Linked DNA regions of Homo sapiens: region 1 is linked to region 2. A link is an interaction called in ENCODE POLR2A ChIA-PET data of the cell type or tissue named here. Cell type or tissue: PC-3. All regions are shown on one strand. Links, peaks and the distances in the headings refer to the core of each region. The heading gives the core; the rest is flanking DNA. Region 1 overlaps MACROD2 (mono-ADP ribosylhydrolase 2). Region 2 overlaps LOC124904874 (a long non-coding RNA gene).

Evidence for each region. Peaks named below come from ENCODE experiments on the same cell type or tissue, not always from the same donor. Only the 100,000 strongest peaks of a DNase experiment are listed, where the experiment ranks them.
Region 1: POLR2A ChIA-PET joins it to region 2 with 5 read pairs; 1 of 35 experiments calls an interaction of 5 or more read pairs at or near these places.

Annotation. Positions count from the first base shown.
Region 1 is chr20:15,157,927-15,170,736 of GRCh38, reverse strand. All of the region lies in intron 5 of MACROD2 (mono-ADP ribosylhydrolase 2), which reads right to left. Among named protein-coding and RNA genes, the nearest start is that of MACROD2-AS1, 230 kb to the right of the region's middle. RefSeq lists an enhancer at 8,205-8,294. In PC-3, for the core only: no CTCF peak of the experiment used is centred there; no DNase peak of the experiment used is centred there; H3K27ac peaks cover 634 bases.
Region 2 is chr20:16,199,109-16,211,918 of GRCh38, reverse strand. All of the region lies in intron 1 of LOC124904874 (a long non-coding RNA gene), which reads left to right. Among named protein-coding and RNA genes, the nearest start is that of KIF16B, 370 kb to the left of the region's middle. RefSeq lists enhancers at 4,284-4,783, 4,784-5,285. In PC-3, for the core only: no CTCF peak of the experiment used is centred there; a DNase peak (open chromatin) is centred at 6,218.

The sequences.
Region 1 (12,810 bases), core at 6,413-8,912, 1.0 Mb after region 2:
GTACTGTGTCACATGGCTGTGCAGGAATTGCATTTCCCAGAGTCCCCCAACTTAAATGGCTCTGGTTTGAGTTGGCCAGAGTATGAATCTGTGGGAGCTCTGAGGATGAATTGGTGCAGCTGCCCTTGCTCTCTTCAGGTGGTCATGGTCCTGGTCAGAGATGGTGAGGAGCCAGCATGTCCTAACTCTCCCTGTGCACAGCCAGCTCTTCTTCCAGACCTCTAGGGCTGCTGACTACCAGGCCCACCAGACCCATCATCAGATGCAAGCACAACAGTTCCTCTGCAGTTTCTCTCCAGAAGCTGGTCCTACCTGACTTCTCATTTATCCTTGTAGGCTTCAGTGCTTCAGAAGGGTAGGTAGTGACTTTTCTCTGATCTCCCTATGCTATGCTTTAATCTCTACTTCTCTACCTTCTCAAATATTGTATGACTTCTTAGGTCACTAGTAAGTCCCTTATTGCATAATATTCATGTGGTTTTTCTTCCTAAATTGAACCCTGAACAATACATGCTCTATTATCCTGAAAAAAGAATTCAGCTTTATCTTCAATTTAGGAATTTAGGAAAAACTAGATAGTTATAAATTAGCAAGCTAACCTAAAGAGTTGTTGAGTTTTGAATAAATTACAAGAATAAACCTTAACTGTACTTCCAATTCTATTAACTACTGATTACCATCTGGCTTGTAAGGCAACATGGCCGTGTTTTGCATGTTGCTTTCTTTGGGCAGCAAAAGCATAAAACTAACAGAGAGATAGATTGATCTTAATCCCAGTATTCCAACAAAGAAGATTATGTTGATGGATATAACTAACCTAAGTAAAATACAGTGACAACAAAACCATCATAGAAAATAGGAAAGTCATCAATAAATAACAAAGTTCACTGATACATTCATCTTCATTAAAAGACCAGAATTGTCTCTGAGGGAAATGCCCACATCTGATAAAAGGAAAAAAAAAAGCTTTCAGGTCATTTGTGCCTATCATCAATAAAGCATCTTGTAATTTTGCTAAAAGTGCATAGCAATAAAAAGACAGATATACTGGAACAGGACATATGACTAAAACTACATCAGTGGTCATTAAGTAAAGACAACTTGATTTTTTTCTTCTTAGAGAAAACTAGACAATTTCCTTGCTTAAATCCCTCTGCAATAACTGGGTCATCCCAGAGATGTGCTAATTCTTTTAATTCTTGCAAATAAATGTCTTGTACCCTGATAGTGGCTGGTGCAGTTACTTCCTTCAAGAAAAACGGTGGCCCCTTAGCCAAGAACGTGGCTCTGTTAATGAACTCTAGCAATCCAGAGGCCAAAAAAGACTATAAAAACTGAAAATCTCCAGCTTATTTTCAGCTTACTGAAAAGTATTGCACTTCCTTTCACTTGAGTAGCTCAAGAAATAGTCCTCCACTCCTCTTCCCCTCCATCTGATGTCATGCTGAAGAACTTTATTCTTAAAAAAGTTGGGAAAAGAGAAATAGAATGCATTCTTAGCATGAAATACAAACACAAGCTACTTTTGTTCATCTTCCTGAGCTGCTTTTTTAACTGTGGTGAAATATACATAACATAAAATGTACCCTTTTAACCAATTTTAGGTATACAGTTTAGTGGCATTAAGTATATCACTATTATTGTACAACAATCATCACCATCTGTCTCCAGAACTTTTTCATCTTCCCAAATTGAACTCATACCCATAAATAATAACTTCCCATTATTCTGTCTCTCCAGCCTTTTTAAACCACCATTCTACCTTCTACCTCTATTAATTTGACTACTCTAGATATCTCATATTAGTAGAATCATATGATATTTGTCCTTCTGGATTTGGTTTATTTCACAAAACATAATGTTTTCAAGGTTCATTCATGTTCTAGCATATATCAGAATTTCATTTTTTTCTTTTGTTCAAGAGATGGAGTCTTGCTATGTTGCCTAGGCTGGTCTCAAATTCCTAAGCTCAAGCAATCCTCCCACCTCTGCCTCCCAAGTATCTGGGACTACAGGAACTCACTATCACACCTGGCTCATTCTTTTTATGGCTAAGTAATATTTCATTGAATGTATCTACCACATTTTGTTTATCCATTCATCTGCCAATGGACATAGCAGTTGTTTCCACCTTTTGGCCTTTGTGAATAATGCTGCCATGATCGCTGGTGTACAAGCATCTGTTCGAGTCCCTGCTTTCAATTCCATCTTTCTGAGTTTTTAAATGATGGAAATAATTCATGTCAACACACACACACACACACACACACACACACACACACACACACACACACATCCCACAATGTGGAGAGAGGAAGAGGCTTTTAGCTGACCATGTCGGCAAACTTTTGGCAGCACAGAAAGTGTATTCATCCTTGGCATAGGATCCTAGGATCCTAGAATGCCCTCGATTTATATGTATTAAAATCAAGAGGCCCAGGGAAAGTAAGTGACTTACCTGAGGTGACAGAGAAATAGTCAGTGCCGTCTCCAAGGTCAGAACTGCCCAGAATCTCTTGATTTTTAGCCCAGTGATCGCTCCACCACATCACGCTGATGTGAAGTATTATTGTTTAGTCCCTCCAGGCTTTGAGCAAGGAGCTTTGCTAGTAACATAAACACCACTCTTACACACCCCACGGTCATGCTGGCTTTTATAAGAATTATGTATTTCAAATGCCAGTTTACCTAGTCATGCTATTTATTATTTCTACTTTTGTTTTATGATTGAGAGAGGTGTGGGGACAGAGGAAAGACCTTGTATACTTCGTATCTAATTTTACATATTCCACATACATTCTGCCAGTGCTTATTTTTCCAGATTTTGTGGTCTCTGCAAAGGTAAAAAGATGTCCTGCTCTCAAGAAGAATACAACCTAATATTTCTGAATGTGAAATTCTGTTCCTGGTAGACTCATTTACTTCAATATCTCTACTCACGGTTTAAAGAACATCAGGTTGTCAGAACTGGTGTGTTTGTAAGAAAAAACCTGGGTGGGTGGAGCCATGAGGATAAACTGAGTGAATTATATTTTTTGCACTTTGAACTTCTAGTCCGTGAAGAGCTGGGAATCATTTCATGCCTAAAGGGTCTGCTCTGACCTTTGATATAGAATTTCAGAAGGTATAATGTAATTATAGTAGATAATGAGAGCAGGGGAGGCCTCTGAAGAGCAATTGTAAAAAGCATATTTTTTTGAGTAGGTTTTAAAGACAAATGTAAACCTCTAACTTCCTAATTTTTTGCTGATCTCTTCTGGGATGTATGACTGAATACAGCGAGGAGGAGGAAGAATAAAATGTTCTGGAACCAGAGCATTCCACTTAACAGTGCTTTGCAGGAAACAAGGTTATCTTAAATTTCAACATTTACCAACTAATGCTAAGTAGGGGTTATGAGTTTTCACAAATACAGATAAAGCTAGGATGATTAAAAGAGCACTATTAAGAGAAGTAAGTAGTTGCCTGAGATATACAATACTTTGGTTATATTCAGAAGTGTTATAACGTTTACTTCACTTTTACACACTTCTTGTATCTTTAAAAGACTGTTTACACTTTTTTTGGTAATGTATAGAAACTCAATGTATTTTTTGTGTTTTAACCCAGAAACTCTGTTGAACTTTCTTAATAATTCCAGTAATTTTTCTGAAGATTCTTTTTGCTCTATGTAGACAATAAGTTCATCAGAGAATAATTTTAGTATTTTTCCCCTAAATTTAAATACTTAAATTTAATAATTTCATACTTAAATTAAATACTTAAATTTAATACTTAAATAATTTAATACTTAAATTAAATACTTAAATTTAATACTTAAATTAAATACTTAAATTAATACTTAATACTTAAATTTAATAAGTTAATACTTAAATTTAATAATTTAAGTATTAACTTAAAACCTTCATTTCTGTTTCTTGAAATTATTTGCTAGCTAAGACCCACATCATAATCTTGAATGGCTTTTTTTCTGATTTTTAAAGGAAAGTCTTGTAATGTTTCAACAGTAAATATTTAAGACTAAATAAATACCCTTAATCTAGTTAAAGAAGTTCTCTTTTATCTGTAATTTGTTTGAAATTCTTAAAAAAATGCATAGATTGTTGTATTTTATACTTTTTTTTTGTTTCTATTGAGATGATCTTATACTTTGTCTCCTTTAAATTATTTTAAGCATAAATCTCTCAGTCTGTTCAGGCTATTATAACAAAGTAGCATAAACTGGTGACTTATAAACAATGGAAATTTATTTTTTACATTCTTCAGGCTGGAAGAGATTAAGATGCCAGGCTGCTTGGGTTCTAGTGAGGGCCCTCTTCTAGGCCCTCTTGAAGGCCTAACTTCTTGCATATTCACATTTCAGAAAAGAGAGAGCCTTCTGTGGTCTCTTTCATAAGGGCATTCATCTCACTCATGAAGCCTCCACCCTCATAACCTAATCACCTCCCAAAGGCTTTAATTCCTAATACCATTACATTGGGGCTTAAGGTTTCAACACATAAATTTTGGAAGTACACATTCAGTCCACTGTAGTAAAATCCAGTGATTTTTTAGGAAATTTACAGGGTTGTCCAACCAATCTGGTTTTAGAACATTTTATCACTCCAGAAAGATCCTCCGTGCCCATTTGCAGTCAATACCTGTTCCTACCCCCAGCTGCATGCAAGAAACCACTATTCTGCTTTGGATACGTCGTTTATAAATATTTCGCATCAATAGAATCATGCAATATGTAGCCTTTTGCATCTGGCTTCTTTCACTTAGCGTAATATCCTTGAGGTTCATCTATGTTGTAATATGTATCCATAGTTTCTTCCTTTTCATTGCATTTACCAGTTGATTGATAGACATTTGGACTGCTTCTAGTTTGAGCATATTATTTTGAATTTTTGATACGGTAAAATTATTTAATATATTTCTTAATGTTAAAAAAACCCTTATATTCTTACACTTTTCATTTCTTGCACTGCCTTTGTTGGGTTTGGGCATGAAGATTATATTGGCCTCTTAACATAAGTTTGGAAACGTGCATATTTTTGGAATGATTTTATGAAATAATCCTGAAATGATTTTGAAAGTTTGGTAGAAATTGCCTGCGCATAATAAGTGTCACTTTGTTTGGGGAAAGTTTTTGTACTACTGAATTAATTTGTTTTATGGTTACAAAACCAGATACAATAATTCTAAGTCACAATTGGTAAATTACACTTTTTTCCCCAAGGATCCTATTTGTTCATCATATCTAAGTTTCCGAATTTATTTGTGTCTAGTTGTTCTTTTTTAGATGCAGTTTTGCTCTGTCACCCAAGCTAGAGTGCAGTGGCACAATCTTGGCTCACTGCAACCTCTGCCTTCCAGGTTCAAGCCATTCTCCTGCCTCAGCTGCCCAAGTAGCTGGGATTACAACTGCACACCACAACACCTGGCTAATTTTTGTATTTTTAGTAGAGATGGGGTTTTACCACGTTGGCCAGGCTGGTCTCGAACTCCTGACCTCAGATGATTCACCTGTCTCAACCTCCCAAAGTTCTGGGATTACAGGCGTAAGCCACCGTACCCAGCCGGTGTCAAGTCTTTCTTACCTTTATATGTGAAATGTTTTTGTCGCTTGTTTTCATTTATATTTTAATTTTCACTCCTATTATATATATATTTGTTGATCAATCTCAGCAGATATTTCATTGCTATTTCTAAGGAAACAACTTTTTTGTTGAATTGTGGCCTCTGCAATTTTCTCTATAGTTTGTTATGACTTCAGTAATTTCTACCTCTTATTCTTTCTTCCTTCTAGCTCATTTATGCTGATATTGATATTTTTACGGCTTATTTATTTTTTTAGAGACAGTCTTGCTCTTTTGCCCAGGCTGGAGTGTAGTGGCCTGACCACAGTTCACTGCAGCCCCTAACTCTTGGGACCAAGTGATCCTCCTACCTTAGCCTACAAAGTAACTGAAACTACAGGCACAAGCCACCATGCCTGGCTAACTTTTTTAAATTATTTTTTGTAGAGACAAGGTCTTGCTATGTTGCCCTGGCTGGTTTTGAACTCCTGGCCTCAAGTGGTCCTCCTGTCTTGGCCTTCCAAAGTACCAGCATTACAGGCATGAGCCACCATACCCAGCCTGTTACTTCTTCAATTAGCCTTACACCTCATTAATATTCAATCTTTATTTTTTCTAATATAGCATGTAAAATTAAACATACACCTTGATTGCATCTCAAGGATTTTAATATGTACTGATTTTATTATGATTCAGTTCTAAGTGTTTTTAAATTTTTATTATGATTTTTAACCAATAAATTACAGTTGTTCCTGTCTTTGTGGGGTTGGTTCAAGGCCTCTCTCCTTCCCACCTTCTCATACCAAAGTCCACAAATGCTGAAGTCCCTTATAAAAAATGGCATATTAGAAAATAATGTACACACATCTTCCTGTATACTTTAAATCGTCTCTAGATTTCTTATAATACCTAATACAATGTAAATGTTATTTAAATAGCTGTTATGCTGTATTTTTATTTGAATTATTTCTTATTGTAACTTTTGTTTTATTTTTTTAAAATATTTTCTATCCACAGTTGATTAAATCCACAGATGTGGAACCCACAGATATGGAGGGCTCACTGTATGTCCTTTGAGTATTAAATTTTGCGAAATAACAATTGTTATTTTCTCTGATTTTTTTTCTTAACATTGATTGCCATCAGACACACTATGTATTTTATTTATTTACTTTACTTTTTGTCTGCCTCCCCCAGTAGAATGCAAGTGTCCTCAGAAGGATTTTTGTCTGTTTCATTCACTGTGCTATCATTTTCAGTGCCTAAAGAATTGCCCAGCATATAATGGGTTTTGATAAATATTTATTGAATGATGACATATGAAATACATTGGACTTTTCTCTATGGCCTATAACATGAGTCAGCTTTTTCTGTAAAGGTTTACATAGTAAATATATCAGGCTTTGTGGACCACATGTGGTTTCTGTCATACATTGTCTTTTTGAAAAAAATTTACAATCCATTAAAAATGTTAAAAAAAAAAAGGTTTTAATTTGAGGGTCATACTCAAACAGGACATGAGCTGGATTAGGTCTGTCAGCCATAATTTGCTGATCCTTGGCCTAGAATATGGTCAACTCTTATGACTATTCAATAAATCCCAGAAAATATTAATTTCTAATTTTGAAGATCAGGTTTCTATACTTATGTAAATTACAAGCTTGTTAATTGTACTATTCAAAGCTTCTAATTTGTTGTATTAGATTTACCTCTTAATTAGTGAGAATGCTATTTCTAAATCTCCTACTAAAATTATAGACTTGTTCATTTCTTCTAACAGTCATATCAATCTTTGATTGTCTAATAACATCATATCTTTTTAAATAGTATTTCTGACAAATCTTGTAAATAGTATAAAGTTCTTTTTTTTTCCTGAATAGTTTAATCTTCTGATAATCTCTGTATTTTAACCAGGGAAATTAGTCTTTTTATGCTTATGGTGATAATTGAGGTAGCTAAACTATATGTCTTTTCATTTTTATTTTCTCTTTTTTCCAGTCTTATGTCTTTTCTTTGGATTCACTGATTATCCCTGACCCTATTCTGTTCAATTCAAACTTAAAATTCATGTTATAGTTTCAGTGTTTACTAGACTTTACAGATTATTTTAATCTCCTTGTAAACAATATAAGGGCTTTAAAATGCTTTAACTTAGATCATCTACCTTTCAGCTTACCTGCCATGGTATTCTGTTTATTTGTTGTATCTAATTTGTTTAATGCCAAATTTAATGTTTAATGCATATTATTTTATACAGTCATGTTTATTTACACTTGATTTCTCCTTTGTTATCACCAAGCTTTCTTGTCTTATAAACCTCTTTGATATTATTTCAATTATTGTGTTTCTCCCTGAATGCATGCTATATTAGGAAGAACTTGTTGATTATAAACTTACCCAGTTTTTGTTAATCTGAAATCATGCTATTTTATTCTTGCTCTTAAAAGATAACTTTTCTACATACACAAATACGTATTGAGAGTTATTTTATCTAAGCATGTTTCCTCCACACAGCATTTACTGTTGCTTCTGTCAGTTGCCAGAGGGTAGTTCCAAAAAAGAAATCATTTTTATTTCTGTGCTAAGGGTTTGAACCACAAAGCCACAGAAGCAATGTCGATAGTTACAAATCCTCAAGAAGAATTCTGAGTTTTAGTTCTACTTTCATTTTCCATTTGTAGTAGTCATGGACATAGCCAGGTTTTATGACATCTCTCTTTGCTGGCAGGTGGATTTTTTTCCTGGACCACCCTTTCACCACGAATATAACCTTCTTAGTGTCTAACTTTATGCAAACATCTCAGATTCAAACGTATCTTTGTCCAGGTTCAAGGTCTAGTCTTCCATTTTCTCTTATGGCTATTAATTTTCACAATGCCTTCAAGTCATCCTGAGCCTCAGCTCTTACTTACCACTCCTACCACTCCTCTTTCTGCTCCTAGTCCTTTTTAAAAAACAATACAATACAAAACAAAAACAAAAACTTGGGGATCTCCTTTACTTTCTTGAAAGCGCAGCAAGTCATTCAAATGTCCGTTATTACTCAGCTTCTAGGTAGTTTTCAGCTGTAAGACTCTTCACGATATTTAGTCCCTTCTACTGTTAGAATAGTAATCTGTATTTTATCTTCTTTATTTCTAAGATGGTTTTTAATTAACCCCATTAAGCCATTTTAATACAATACAACACCTATATCGATTGATTGATTTTCATCTTATCAACATCTAAAAAGTGCATTTGTTTTGACTTCTAGTCAGGATTAAATTCCAAACTGCAGGGAGAGATAAATTCAATAAAGTATCTTATTTTGATTTTGACTTTGATTCTTCTGAATGTTGAGTGATTAATTCTATGCTTTGTTTAAACATTGATGAGGAAACTCCTCATTTCTGCATCTACGTAGAAATTAAGTGTAGCTGACAGGTTCCAGAGACAAGCATTCTAAACTGGATTTTCTTCTTTTATTGAATATACCTTTGTCTCTTGAGAAAATAAAATGTAAATTAGTGAGATAATGCAGCTGAACCAGCATCCAGATGGTGTTTTTTAGAAGAAAATCGTAATTTACTGGATTTTTTCTTCTCTTCTATACTAAGCCATATGCTTATTACAGCTTCTTTGTATATTTACTAGTAGCCCACTTAGAATGGGCAGTATGTACAAATATTATGAGATTCCTCTTGATCTAAGATCAGAAGAAACACACGAAGATTTTAACTAGAGTTAATAGTACATGAACACTTTTAACCAGTGTGTAGGAGGTAATATTTTATTAATTATACTATATTATATTACATTATTATATGTTATTACAATTATTTATTAATAATTTTCATATTATATAAATATAACTCAAATTATCGTACTATAATAATATAACTTGATTTAGGTCCAGTTTGTACCATTCCCAAAAGACCTGCAAATGATTTTTTTATTGAGCATATTATGTCCTCAGTTGTGTTAATCATTTTCAGATTTATCTAATTTAATTCTTGTTACAGCCAGCTGAAGATTAGTCCCATTGTATATATGTAGAAACTGAGACTCAGAGAGGTGAACTGACATGTCCAATCCACATGGCAATGAGGCAAAACCAGGATTTAAAGGTGAACTATCTAATAAAAACTTCTACTGCTCCTTACACCTTATGACATTTTCATCAATTGTATAACAGTGTGCATGCACATGCATATGTGTGTGTCATCCACTCCTTGATCCATGTTAACTTCCTGCAAAACTTCTATCTCTCTAGTAAAAAAAATAATCAAAATAATTTACAAAGATAGGTTCTGGGCACATGGAATTAGCTATCATCTGCTCAAATTAAGCACAGATAATTCAGTAATTGTTTCCTGAAATTGTTGCAGATCAGATTAGGAACTAATAATTTATGTATCCAGAAAAAAATGGACCCAATTTCAAATACATATTTAAAAAATACTATTAGATCAAGGGATATAATGGGTTAAGTCAGTTTTTCTACTGATATTTTCTCCTTATCCAAACTGAAAAGCACTGGGGGCAGATAGTGGGGAGAGGATATGGGTGGAAGGGTGAAGGTAAATGGGATCGTGTCTATTTTTCTCCTGTTTATGCCTGCCATAGAATAGGAGGTCATTAATTTTTTGAATAAATAAATGATTCATAGGTGTGACACTAAAGGAGGTCTTATAAAAAGTAGGGTCAAAGGACAAATATGACTAGTACTTCTTCAGAAAATGTGTGTTCTCTACTATACTCTCCAAATAAATCAAACTTGAAAAGTTGCCGAAATTGCAATAGAGTGGTTTCTACAATGTTTTTAGTTGAAACTTTGGAATTGTTGTCTACAGCTCCTTTGCCCTCATATCAAATCGCTATGATAGTTCACCATTTCTTGTTCCAGAATCTCTCTTACATTCATCCTCTTTCTCCATTCCACTGCCAGTGCCCAAGCTTGGGGGTTTCTCTTCTTAATGCTCTCCTGGATAATTGTAAGAGCCTCCTTATCGTCACCGTCCCATCTTTTTCAACCACCTTCAACACACCCTGGCCAAATATTAAGGGGTTCCAATTGTCTCTGAAATACAGTTTGAACTTTACAAGGGTATCAGTGACTTTCCATGCCCTGTCTCCATTTACATTTCTAACATAACTCTTACCTGCACCTGTCATGAACATTTTGTTCCTATTAAGCCATTGGGCTTAGTCTCTGAGAACACTCTAAGCAGTTCTCATTTATTTTATTTTCCTGAAATACCTCTCCTTCCTCAGTATTTTCCTGGGAAAGTCAACTCAAACGCCCCAAGATCCAACCTCTCCCACTGCGCTGAGAATTTAGCATCTTCCTCTCCTGCTCTCCAACAGTGCCTTGCTTGTACTTTACTAGGCTAATAGTGCATATTTTTATTGTGTGTGTGTGCCCATGCGTGTGTGTGTGTGCCCATGTGTATGTGTGTTATACCACCTCTACTAGATTATAAACTCCCTTAGGATAAGGGAACTAGACTGCCCAGTGCTGTGCATGGCAGGAAAAAAAATCATTCTCCCATATCAACCAAAAACCAATCAATCAATCTCCTTACATAATTAGAGTTTGTGAAATAAATGATTGTCTGCTCCTTCCATTTGGTCTTCCTCAAAATAAAGCAAACCATATTTTTATTCTTATCTTCCAAAAAAAGTGGATTACCCTTAACTTTACCCTCTGTCAAAGAGTATATTTCAATCACTCTAGTTCTACATCAACATATAGAGTTGCATATTTTTGAAAAACCAAGATAGAAAATTCCAAGAGTCTTGATTGAACTCTTATTTCTGCAAAATTTCCAGAGAGTCATATGTTTGACAAAACTGACTACACACAAAGAGAGGGAAAAAAAGGCAGAGAATGAACCTAAATCAGAAGAAAATAGGGGAGAAGAGTTTTCCTAAAGGTCATACTTTCGTTATACAACAAAAGACACATTTTTCCCCCAGTGGCTTTACCCTTTTTGTTTTATGAAAAATAAGAGAAAAATGAGATTCTAGAAAAGAATTTTTTTGTATTCTATGATTAATAGGGTTTGAAACGTAATAAAATTATGTTACAAGTACAGTTTGAATATTGCATTCAATCTCTCTATATACATATATTAAAAAGGAAGAAGAAATTTCCTCTTTAACTTTGTGGGTAGAAACACAATGTATTGCAGATACTGGCCTATGCATTTGAGGGAGAAAAATACATTGGATTGGCAAGAAATGGAGATTAAAGGAAAAGAACAGAACCATGGTCAACATCTTCAGATTTCCTGGTGATAAATGTGTATTCAATACATAACTCCTTGTCATCCTGTAACTGAGACGTCAAAGCTCTTGAATTACTTTATATTCCATTAGTGTCTATTTTGCAGTCTACTCAACAAGTTAATGATCTTTTCATAGGATTTCTGAATTATGGACTCAGGAAAACAGACAAACCAGTAGCTATCCTTCAAGAAAATGACTAATATTGCCGGAACTGAGTATGAGATTTTCATTTGCTTTGCAAACAGGTGACAAAGGGCCAAGGACATCTATTGAAATGAACTCAGCACAAACACAAATTGAAGATAATGTCATTGACCTCCTAATCTCTCTATTTTCACTACACACTTCTGCTGTGGTAGAGTTAAAAGATTTGTACTTGAAAGACCCTATTTGAATTTAGCCTGCCTTTTACTAAATTTTGAGGTGTGTGAAAAGAACAGAGTTTCTCTGTGGTATTCAATTTTCTCACCTGTAAAATCAGGAAAAAAATGTTAACTATCACTGGAGGATTTTGTGGGGATAAGATGGGAAACACATATGCAAAAACATTTTCTAAACTGCGAATGCTGATTGCTATTATTATTACTACTGCTATTGGTATTATTACAATCATAATTACTGTCTTATCATTTGAATTACTTTTAACAAAGAGGAAGAGATGCCTATTTGAAGAGTTTTAGAAAAGAAACCTGCAAGTTGAAAGCCACGTTTCAAAAACATATCCATTTGAAGCCATTTCCACAAAGGTGGAGAATATCCCCTATTATGTGTCACTGCCAAGGGAGCTTGGCGTGATTCAAAATAAAGTGATAAAACACCTCCATTTATTTCATAATGGGAACTACACATTATGTGTTGCTAATGGGAGGGGTGGTGGGGGCACAGGGAGAGTTGCCACACTCCAAGGGGTAACTGAAGAGAATTTAATGAAGGGGCTATTTTCAAAGTTGTAAAATGATAAAGCACCCTGAGGTTCACA
Region 2 (12,810 bases), core at 5,248-7,747:
GAGTCTAGCTTGCCCCTTTTTGAAGAGAAATGTTCTTTCCAGACTCTACAACAAGCCTGTCTACTGTGGGTGAGATACCTTTCCTGGTCAAAGTGGACACAGTGAGATAGCATCATATCCACGTTTAATGTAGTTGGGCTCAACTGCATGAGCTGTGTGGAAAGAGAAATAGAGGAGCACACAGGGAGACAGAGGGAGGGGAAAGAGGAGCAGCAGAGTTCAAATGAGTTGTGCAATTTTGCCAGCATTTCTACTTGTGAGCAAGTGCCTTGGGATGAGAGTAAAATGGAAGATTTCAATCTATGGACTATTTAGATTTTCTCAGTTTCTACATTTTTCTTGTGGTGCGAGAAAACCCTAAACTGCATGTGATTCCAGTGTTTTAAAGTGTATTTTTGGACCATACTGTCCGAAGTTAGGTCTCCTGGTCACAGACTCTGATATGGAGATTTGGGGGCAGGAGATTTATTGGGGAATGATCTTGGGACCAACATCCTTAGAGTGAGGGAGCAGAATTGGGTAACGAGAAGTTAAACTGTGTTGCAATTGCAACCAAGGCTTTAGAATTGTCCCCAAATGAGTCAAGAGGGCCAGGCTTATGCACCTCCAACTCAACCAGTCAATAGATACAAGCTGACCCTAGGAAGGGGGCACAAATTTGGGCAAGGAAGCTCCTTTAGCTCACGGCAATTACTGAAGAGGCCATGGCTGGAAGCCAATAGCAACCAGTTCTCCTGGTAGCTAGAGAAATGGGTATCTCAGTCCTAAAAATGTTAGATCTGGGTGGCACATTACAGCTTCCACCACCCAGAGGTGGTATCTATTTATCAATGCATAAATGTATATCCATTTTTCTGCTCACCCATCCAACTAACCCATCCACACATCCTGTCGTTCACTCAACACACATTCATTGAACACCATGTGCTGGCCACTATCCTAGGAGTTGGGAATACATTAAAGTACAAAGCTAATGAAAGCCCTGCCCTCATAGAGGCTACATTTCAGTGAGGGAGGCAGATGCCCAATTTCAGGTAGTGACAAATGCTGTGAAGATACATAAGATGAGATAAGGAGGACAGAAAATGAGAGAGGAGGTTATTTTATATAGTGTGCTCAGGGACGAGCTTTCTGCCCAGCCTCCTTTTAAATAGTAAACTGAATGAGGTGAATCAGTGAATGGGCTAATTGGGGAAAGGATGTTCTAGGCAGAAAGAGCAGGGAATCCAAAAGTCCAGAGGCCTAACTGGGTTTGGCATGAAGGAGGAAGTGTTCGTGTGTCTGGAGTACAGGGAGTGAAGGGGAACATGATTAGAGGTGATGTTGGAAGGTTAGACAGGAGTCACATCATGTGAAGCCTTAATGGCTACAGAAAGGACTTTTGATGTGTTTCTGAGTAACATGGGCATTGGCTGCTATTGAGCTGAGGAGTGAAGTGATCGAACTTCAGCGTAAGCAGGATTACTCTGGCTGTAGGTGGGCAAGGGAGGGAGCAGGGAGACCAACCAGGAGGCCAGTTCAGTCCAGAGGACGAGTGCTGAGAGCAGAGAAGTGGCTCCTATATGCCAAGTGGCTGTTTTATTTAGTGCTTGATAAAATAAAACAAGAATCAGTTTCCAACAATGGATGAAAAACATCTGTGTTGGGCTTGTTGTGAGACAGTATACAAAGTGGTGACTTCCTAAGGGATTTTAAAGAGTAATTTTGAAAATATGCAATTTTAAGCTTATTTGCTGAATTTTAACTCCAACTCCCCAGGCGTCTGTAAGATGAGATGTGAATAAACTTCTCTTATGGCTGCCAAACCCTTGAGCGTAAGAGACTGTGCCTTTTATCTACGCATCCCAAATATTTACCATGGTGCCTGAGACTAAGATATTTAAGGAATAAATGAATGAATCATGAGAAGATGGTATGGCAAGCATTTGTCTTATGTGGACTCTCTACAGACTTGGTGCGCCCACACTGGACATTACTTTCAAGAAGAATGTGGTGATTAGAGTCTTAGAAAAAATATTATTTTCTCTGACCAATCAACATGTATTTGAAATGAAGACATTCTGGAAGTTATGTGGGATTGAAAGTTCACAATTCATATGCTCGATTTGCAACTAACAACTCAGAAAGATTTAAAGAGGCAAGAAATAATTCTTCACAGTCAAGAAGGTAGATACTTACAGCATATTATATTTTCTAAAGATTTATCCCACATGTTATTCTGCAGTGTAACTTTTCCAAACTCCCTTCCAGAGGAATAATCTACTTTGTACTCCTTTGAGTCTGGGTGTGCCCCATGACTGCTTTGACCAGTAGCACATGGCAGAGGTGATGCTGAGCCCATTCCAGGCTCAGCTTAACATGCCTGATAGTGTCCTGCACTCTTGGGTATCCCCTTCTCAGAACACAGATGCTACACTGAAACTCCCCAGCCACATTGAGGTATTTCAGTTGAAAGCTCCAGCCGAGCTGCAACATTGTCTGGCAATCGTGTGACTGGGTCATCTTGAACACTCCAGCCCAATTAAGCCTTCAGATGACTGCCACTCCAGACAAACCTGACTGCATTGCATGAGACACACCAAGTGGAAACCAGCCAGTTGAGTTCAGTCAAGCCACAGATCCATGAGCGATGATAAGACGTTATTTTAAGCTACTAAGTTTTGGGGTGGCTTGTTGCACGGCAGGAAAAATGGAATGATACCAATCATGGACACCTAATCACTTAGTGGATGTCCATGCCGAATGGAGTGAATGTCAAATCTCATTGTCTTGGGGTGGCCTGGGCCCTCCCACTTTCCACCAACTTCACAGGCCTGGCAAGGCCTGGATCTGTAGTGAGCAGCATCACAGACTCATGAAGTCATGAGTGAGCCCTAAGTGATTCTCTGCCATCATCTCCATCCCACGACACTCTCTCCTTTCCCTTTCCCTTCTTCCTGTCTGGCTCCTCACTCCTCATACAGAAGCTAGTTTTCTTCTTCCTTTATTAGCTTCTCTCCCCTGGATAATTTTCTTATACTCTTATATTTTCTCTCTTTGTTCATCCTTTCCCCTTCCTATCCCCAAGTTTTTCCCACATTTGTGGCTCATCCTCTTCTAACTTCCGTTGAGTGCCACTGTCTTCCTCTCTTTTGGGTTCACTTTGGGTGGTGGACAGCTGATGCTTTTGCCTGCCTGGCTCCTCTTGCTCTTTGTTTTGTTACCATCATAGAGGCATCCTTCCCTCATTCCACGTGATCTATGTGGGACTGTCAATCAAGCCTCCCTCCCCCTTCCCAAGCAACCTTCAATCAAAGGCACATCACGTGACCAAAATAGGCCACACTCTTCCTCCTGGGAATTTGAGTCTTCAGTGTTGTGTTGATAGAACATGGTTGGTGTTGAGTGCAGACACCGGGAGAGATCACCCATTTGTTCCTGCTGCCTAGATTTGGGGAGCTGAACTGTCTCATTCCTGTTCCCCCATTCTCCTGAGGCCTGCTTATTCATTTTTTTATTTTCTATTTTTTGCATTATAAGCTATTCTTCCAATGGGTAATTTTAAACTTGAATCAATCAGACTTATTTTCTGTTGTTTAGAACTAAAAAGTCTCAACAGAAAAATTGTCTCCTTCCTTTTCCTCATACACCTTTTATTTTCTTCTCTCATTTTCTCTCCCTCCCCATTTAGTCCTCTTACTTTATTTTTTTATTTTTATTTTTTGAGATGGAGTCTTGCTCTGTCACCCAGGCTGGAGTGCAGTGGCACGATCTTGGCTCACTGCAGACTCTGCCTCCCTGGTTGAAGTGATTCTCCTGTCTCAGTCTCCCGAGTAGCTGGGATTACAGGCATGTGCCACCACACCTGGCTAATTTTGTATTTTTAGTAGAAAGAGGGTTTCACCATGTTGTCCAGGCTGGTCTCGAACTCCTGACCTCAGGTGACCCATCTGCCTTGGCCTCCCAAAGTGCTGGGATTACAGGCATGAGCCACCGCGCCCGACCAGTTCTCTGTCTTTCTATTTATTTCTGTGCTTTTCTCTTTCTCATTATCTCTTTTCACTGATGAACATACACAAGAATTTTCTCTCACATGCACCCTTAACCATTTTGTTTTCCTCCAGGTTCTTCTTATACTTTTTAAATAATCAAATTGTTTTAAAATTAAAATCTTCTGGACCTTGCTTATGTTCAGTCAATTCCAGATGGCTCTCCTTCCCTTGCTGGTGGTCTGTGGGACTGTAATGAAACCGTGCATCTCTGTCATTATTTTTAGCTACCTGTCCCTTACAGCTCCCTCCCAGAATGTTTACCGGCTCTTCCAGAAAACAACAGTATTTTCTTGCTGCATGGCTTGGCCCCTGAGCACCAGGCCTCTCCTTCTGGGTCTGTAGTGGTGGCTTGTAGAGGGTCTCGTATGAACATGGCATATCTTTGGTGCTACTTTTTTAGGGGGTATCTTTAAACAGCCTGGCTGATAGAATTGACTCATGGAGAATATCAAGGTCCAGAGTTAAAATAACTTTGGAGTGAAAAATAGGAGATCTGGGCTCCATTCTGAGGTATGGAGCACCTGTGTCCAGGCTCTGAACCACTACATGTGCTGCCTGTCACTGGGTGCCCGTCTGCTTCTCCCCCTCTTTTATTTTCCTGCACTGGTCCTGGTCAGGGCTGTGCACAAGGGCAGGTTGCAGGCAGGGTCCTCCAGAGAAAACTGCCAGGGCCCATCTCTGAGTGACCTGTTAGGAAGGAGATGGCAAGTGGTAGTAGGGCCACTTGAGAGAGTCTGGAACTGAGGAGGTTTATAAGTAGCATGACACACACATCGTCAGTGCCCTGCCTGTATTTGCCTGCCACTCACCATTCCTGTGCATGTTAATGACGTCCCATTGCCAGCACCTGAGAAAGCCTGAGGGCTTTTGCTGGCTGCAGGTGTGTCCTTGGTCGATGTGTGGGGCAGGTCAGAGTATAGAGGAGTTCACCTGGGGGCAGCCTTTAACCAATGATGAAAGTAAGTTATTAGCTAAACACCTCAGCTCTTTAACTCCTTAAAGAGGGACCTACTCCAAGGCATGTTCTATACAGTCTCCCAGAGGTCCCCAGTGGGACTGAGCCTCATCACAGTAACTCGCACATCAAAATACCTTATATTGGCCACCTTCCCTTTCCTGTTTTACTCCCCACTCCCTACTAGTGCTTCCTGAGGTCACCCATTCCCCCGCAATAAACCATCTACACTCAAATCCTTGTCTCAGGATCTATGATCTGGGACAGGTCAATCTGATAAGGTCCTCAAACTGCACAGCCAGTGGATGACAAGTCAGAGAGAGCTCCCAGTGATGATATGGAAATACAAGTTGGCCCCTTGAGGAGTTCCTCTTTTTAAATTGGTGCCTGCATGTGTGTGTGTGTGTGTGTGTGTGTGTGTGTGTGTGTGTGTGTGTGATGATGGGCTGGGGACAGACATATGAAATTACTCTGGACTAGGGGATGGGCAACAGAAGCCCATTCAGGTTTTATTACCCATTAGCTAAACAAATCGCCGAGCTTTCTCTATCACATTGTCTTCTTAAAAATATGGCCCAGCCAGGAGCAGTGGCTCATGCCTGTAATCCTAGCACTTTGAGAGGCCGAGGTGGGTGGATCGATTGAGGTCAAGAGTTCAAAACCAGCCTGGCCAATATGGTGAAACCCCCATCTCTACTAAAAATACAAAAAAAATTAGCCGGGCTTGGTGGTGGGTGCCTGTAATCCGTGCCTGTAATCCCAGCTATTTGGGAGGCTGAGGCAGGAGAATTGCTTGAACCCAGGAGGTGGAGGTTGCAGTGAGCCGAGATTGCAGCACTGCACTCCAGCCTGGGTGATACGGTGAGACTCTGTCAAAAAAAAAAAAAAAAGGCCCAACTGGTACCATAACCTGAAAGCATTAACTGACAACTATGAACCTTTTTTTAGCCCATTGAGAAATAATTGTGGTGCTGGGGCCTTTAGGTTCCTTTACTTATTAAAGGTTCTTTTAGTTTTTATAGTAAAATAGTTTTGATAACAATTTCTAAAATGGCAGCATTATGTACTAAGCTATGGCTGTGAATAGTGCTGATTTTCAACAACTATGTTCATTATAAATTCACTGACATAAAAAGTGCCATAGTGATGAACTCGTGTGTCCTGAGCTCTGAAATCATGAAAATTTAATGGCTGCACTTCCATTGCCATGAGTCATGGTTCCATTGTTGCCATTAGTTCCTGTTTAACATGCTTGAAGCATCCTACAACAGAGCAAGCTGATCCTTTCAAGACAGCTTGTCTTTCACTGTGTTCAGGACTGGGACTTGGGGCTTTGATGTTTCCTGCATCTACCCTGCAGACCACGCTATGAGTTTTCCTACAAGGCTAAGAGGCTGTCATGAGATGCTGGGAACACCAGCTCTATTTTATTCTGGGCCTGGAGAGGGTGATGAGTTTGTTCTAAGACTCAAGATTTAGAAGCACAGATTCAGAAAATCAATGCTTTTGACTTCTTCCAAGATGATTCTGCAGAATGGGTCCAAAGAGAAGAGAGGCAAGAACAGTTGACCACAAGAAAATGTATAGAAAAGTTATATGTCATGCATGCTGCTGTGTGTTTTCCCATGATGGCCTTGTTCAATTTCCACAGAATTCCTATGTGTATATTTATTATATTCATTTTTGCAGATGAGGAAATTCAAGTTTAGAGACATAAAGTAACTTGCCTGAGATCACACCACTCATGAGCATAGAATTGGATCTCCAATTTCATCTTTTTCATCACTTTGTCTTATAGCAGTGTTTGAACATTTGAAGTTGTTGGTTTCTTCCACAGTCGCATATTCTCTTCGAACCCAAGTTTCCCCACCAGTGTAGGAGGTTGGGACAGATGCTGACTAAAGTTCCTTCCAACACTTGGATTTTATGAGGGGCTGTTAAAGGGTGAGCCTGGGCCAAAATATTCTGGGTCTTCTATTTTTCTGTTCTTATTATTGGATGAATTGACTCTGCAAAAATGAATGTAATGAATATACACATAGGAATTCTATGAAAATTGAACAAGACCATCACGAGGAAACTGCATGAGACACTTCTAAGATCATGAATTGTCTTTACAATGACTCCATTTGAAACCTCCTTTGGGAATCCACAGAGACCTCCAGCAGGGTGTTCCCAGCAAGGCCCACCTTAAGCTGGGTGACTTCTGGGGGGAAGTTTCCTACACACCACTTATTCCAGCCATGGTATGTGGGTTCTTGGCTTACTTCCCCACACAGATTCCAAAGCAGACCTGTAGAAAGCTTTCCAAAGGAGCCAATGAGGGCTTGCCTTGGAGACATTCCAAACCTGTATGCTAGAGCTTAGTGAAGGGCCACAGTAATTGTGTAGCCCTACACTTTTACAGGAGCCTGGCATGTCCACACCACTCACCTGCTGACCTCCAAGGTGTCCACTGCGCCACGGCTCTACCTAGAAACAACACAAGGCTTTCTTTGCTTTCGGTCTCTGTTTTTGCTTCCTGGCTTTAGCCCTGTCTGTAATCAGGGCTCTAAGTTTTGTTCTCCTGCTTTTGACTTTTCTCTCTTGGATATTTGTTCTGAGTCATATTTCTGGCCACTTCCATTTAGGATCATGTTGTATAGAACATTCTGCCTTTAGTCTGGTCACTTTTGACCCAGCCCACCCCCTCCTAGGAGCCCATGGGACAAGAGTCTGGTCTGGACCTTCCCCATCCTGAGTGAGATGAGTAAGTTTCAAAGCCTGTTCCAAATTGAGTCAGGAAAATGGGAAATATAGTCTGCTCTCCAATTAGAAGTGAGGTTCACAACACTATGTTGTATATATCAAAGTAGCTAAAAGAGAGGACTTCAAATAGTACCTGCTGGGCGAGGTGGCTCATGCCTGTAATCCCAGCAGTTTGGGAGGCTGAGGCAGGAGGATTGCTTGAGCCTAGGAGTTTGAGACCAGCCTGGGCAACATGGCAAAACCCCATCTCTATGAAAAATACAAAGATTAGCCGGGTGTGGTGGTGAGCACCTCTAGTCCCAGCTGCTTGAAAAGCTGAGGTGAAAGGATCACTTAAGCCTGGGAGATCGAGGCTGCTGTGAGCCGTAATTGCACCACTGCACTCCAGCCCGAGACTCTGTCTCAAAATAAATAAATAAATGAATAAATAAATAAATGGTACCAACACATAGAAATGATCAATACTCAAGGTGATGAATACAATAACACCCTGACTTGATTAGGACACACTCTATGTGTGTTAAAAACTCTCACATGTGCCCCATAAGTATGTAAAATATTACGTATCTATAAAAAAAACTAAACAAAACGAAGACATGGGAGGATAAATGTGGAGAACATAAAATGAAAAATTCACTCCTGCTAAAGTAGCAGTATACTTGGCCTGTGGCCTACTTCTGCCATATATATATTTGACCACTTTTTTCCACTGATACTGCCCAGAGGTAATGGTTTCCATTGCAATTTAACAAATTACCACAAACTTAGTGACTTCAAACAACATAAATTCATTTTCTCAGTTTCCATGGTTCAAGAGTCTGGGTATGTGTTGGCTGATTTCTCTGCTCCAAGTTTTATTGGGCTGAAGTCCAGGTGTTGGCCAGGGCCATGATTCTTGTCTCAGGCTCAGGGTTCTCTTCCAAGCTCACTGGTTGTTGACAGAATTCATTTCTTTTTGGTTGCATGACTGACTATATCCTGTATGACTGTATAGCCTCCTTGCTAGATATCAACTGGGGACCACTTTCAGTACCTAGAGGCCTCCTGCAGATCCTTGCCACATGGCCCCCACCTATAATTCACAACAGGCCTCTCTACTTTCTCTCGGTTCAGCAGGAGAATGTCTCTTTGGTGTTTCATCTTCTTATAAAGTTCCCTCTGGCTGAGTCAGGTTTACCAAGGTAATCTCTGATTAACTCAAAGTCACCATGAGAAGAGGGATGACCTAAGATTCCATTAGTGTCCTGCCTGGTGTGCATCTACAGCAGGGGCAGCTCTGGTTTTCACTGTTTGTGAGTCTTGTGTTTACTTTGGGAGTTGACACCCGAAAAATATGGAAGAAAACAGTTTTAATACGATTACTTATGGCTACTCGACACTTGATCTTGTCAGACTCATCAGCCCTTGGTTCTGCAATCAAGACTGTTATTCAACATATACAAACCCTAATTCTCACTTACCTGCTACCATTCTTCACTTGCAGTGAGGGAGGGCCACTGGCTTTGCTGTATCACATATAAAAGAGTTAGAGTTAGACCTGGGTTCTAATAGCCTCTTAAGCAGACTTTCAACGAATTCTCCTTTTCTATGTTCCACTAATAGCTCCCATTCCAAAGGCACTTGATGCAAACAATTCTTGAAACTTTGGGGAGTACTGTGATATATTTCAGGTTCTCTTTGGCTAAGGATTCAGATTTGTAGATTTAATTAACATCAACTCATCTGCTTTCAAGATTCCTACATTTTGTTTCTGTTGAATTATCTTATTTCCTTTCTGTTTCAGTTTGGGGAGGAAAGGGATCTAAAGGAGTACACTCCATGTACCATCCTTTTTTTCCATAAAAATTCTATATATTTAAGATTTACAGCTTGATGGTTTGACATACATATACATAGTAAATGCTTACTATGGTCAAGCAAATGAACATAGTATGTGTGTCATCTTTAATCAGAAGCCTGCTAATTTCATTCTTTGACTATTAGTGATCCATGAGTGACAGAGATGCAGCACAGCACAGAGGAGAATGGAGTCACTGGGAGTTTGGCGATCCAGCTTTGATAAGAACGAGGTGCATAACCTTGAGCAAGTCATTACCTCTTGTTGACTTTTACTTTCTGTTTCTGTGAAATAAGGCATTGAATTAGATAACCATGAAAGCACCATCAATGATTCTACGTGGTCCCTCCATTTTGCAGGATTCTGAGTTGATCAAGTCAACTTCTTTTCTTTAGTGAGTCAAATAAAAGTTTTGAGTGTAAATATAGCATTTTAGTTAGTTTTCTATCACGGTGCACACAGTAGGACAGGGGTCAAAGTAGGTTTCTGGCCAAGATGCCCATATCTGGAGGATCATCCCCAGACTGAATGTCCCAGCATTTATGCCACATGGAAACCTATGCCATTTTTGAGATGATAATGTTTGTTAGGAAAACGAAAGTTAGGCACACCCATAGGTGCTTTGTCATTTCCATAGCTTTTTCCTGGTTCCACGTTTGAAAGACAATTAGGAATGGAGGCATCTCAGCCAGTGTCTAAATCTTGCTGTTGATACAACTCTGATGAACAGACGAACACCAGGGTCCTTGGTCTCATGTCGATTTATACAAAACAACAGACACACGTGGAGTGGTTTAAGGAGCACAGAGTTTAATAGGCAAGAAAGAAGGAAGAAGCTCCCCTGCACAGAGACAGAGGGAGAGGGGCTCCAAGCCCAGAGAGGAAACCCTGAGTGCCACAGAAAACAGCCAGTTATATGAGGAAGCTAGAGGAGGTGGTGTCTGATTTGCATAGGACTCAGGGGATTGGTTTGACCAGGCATGTCATTCACGTAGCCTGTGAAAAAACTGGCCCTCCCATCCTAGCCTTTCAATATGCAAAATCAGGTTGCCATTTTGTTCTATACACTGGGTATTTGTGGGGGCAGCCATGTTACCAGGCACATGTGGGGGCAAGAAGAAGATGCAGGAACCGCCATATTTGGCTGGACCCAGTTTCTAATGGCCTGCATTTGCACATTAAAGCTTGCTGGCCCTGGCTGGGGGTGGTGGCTCACGCCTGTAATCCCAGCACTTTGGGAGGCGGAGGCAGGCAGATCATGAGGTCAGGAGATCCGACCATCCTGGCTAACACGGTGAAACCACGTCTCTACTAAAAATACAAAAAAAAAAAAAAAAAAAAAAAAAAAAAAATTAGCTAGGCGTGGTGGCAGGCGCCTGTAGTCCCAGCTACTCGGAAGGCTGAGGCAGAAGAATGGCGTGAACTTGGGAGGTGGAGCTTGCAGTGAGCCTGGATCGCGCCACTGCAACTCCAGCCTGGGCGACAGAGCCAGACTCCATCTCAAAAAAAAAAAAAAAAAAAAAGCTTGCAGCCCAGCTCTTAGTGCTGGGGCTTTCCTGAAGCCAAGGAAACGTTGTCCTGAAGACAAGAAACGTTTCTGGAGCTGCTTTAAAAGAAACCAAAACTTCCCAAGGATCCCTTTTCCTCTCTATCTGCCTAAAATAATGTCTTAGTAACTCTAATGCTGTGGTATAGGTTAGAGCATGATGATGGCCTATTTCTGGCCAGGACTGCCATGTACCAGGGTTGATGGCTATAGCTGTCCTGATGAACTTGAGAAAAATACCTTTATTCTTAGGTCTAAATGTTGCAGTCTGGCAAATGAGACTATTTGTTGTTTTATATGGGCTCCTACAAGACCAATTTATAATAAATAATATAATAAATATAGTATTTGAACTCCTTGGGAGAAAAGCAGATTATTTGTTTCACTGTGTGTGTATCTGCCTATCACATATGTGTGTGCACATAGGTATACACATATACAGAGACACACATTTACACACATATACATATGTGTGCAGTATGTGTGTACATACTTATAAGAATCAGACCCCTCTGGACATGTCTGATGAGCTGTGTCCTGCCCAGTGTCAGTTTCACTGAGCATCCCACCCCCCTCCCAAAGGAGCAAGGAGATGGGTGAAGGGACCCCTATATATCACTCATCTCCTCCCAAGACTCACAAGAAGCATGAGACCTGGGGAGACCCAGCAGTGGTGGCAGGGCTGCTGGGGTACCCAGGCAGTAAAGTGTGCCACAGATTGAGGTGTGGGCTATGTCCCCTGCTTTCTCTCAAGAGAAAGCTGGGCATGACTGCAGCACATTGGAAGACCACTGTGAAGTCACAATGATGTCCGGTGCCTCGCAGTTAGGGAAGGGAGCCTAAAGAAAGAGAAAAGGAAAGAGATGGCAGCCTCCATGTGGTAGCTGACTGAATCAGGATGAGGGGCTTCCAAAATTACCTTAAGAGCTTTGAGGAGGGTCAGAATTAATTTTCTTTTTTATTAATATTTTCCTTTTTAAAAATTCAATCATTAGAGGCAAAAGCCAATAAAACACAAAGTATATCATTCCTTGGGGCTTCCGTGAACATTCCATCACCTTAAAGGGTGATGATCAATCTGTCACCCCAAAGGTACCCCAATCCCTAGAACATTTGGATATGTTATGTTTCATGGCAAAAGGGAATAAGGTTGCTAAGAAGCTGACCTTAAAATAGAAAGACTAGCATGGATTACCCAGGTGGGCCCAATGTAATCACAATCACTCTTAAAAGAGGAAAAGGGGGAAGAGTGGATTGGAGAGATGTGATGTGGGAAGAACCCAACCCATATTGCTGGTTTGAAGATGTGGGAAGGGGGCCTGAGCCAAGGGATGCAGTAGTCTCTAGAAGGTGGGGATGGCCCTCAGCTTACAGTCAACAAGCAAATGGAGACCACAGTCCTACAACCACAAGAAACTAAATTCTGCCAACAACCCCAATGAGCAGGAAACCAATGCTCCCTGAGAGACTCCAGAAAGAAATACAGCCTGCTGACATCCTAATTTCAGCCTGGTGAGACCCCTGCGGGACTTCTGACCTACCAAACTGTAAGACAATTGGTCTGTGCTTCTCTAAGCCACCAAATCTGTGGTTATCTGTTAAGGTAGCAATAAAAACTTATATGATAATCAAAATGTCTAGGCCCAAATGGTTCAATTCTCTCATCTTTAAACACTCTTCAGAGTTGCTCTCA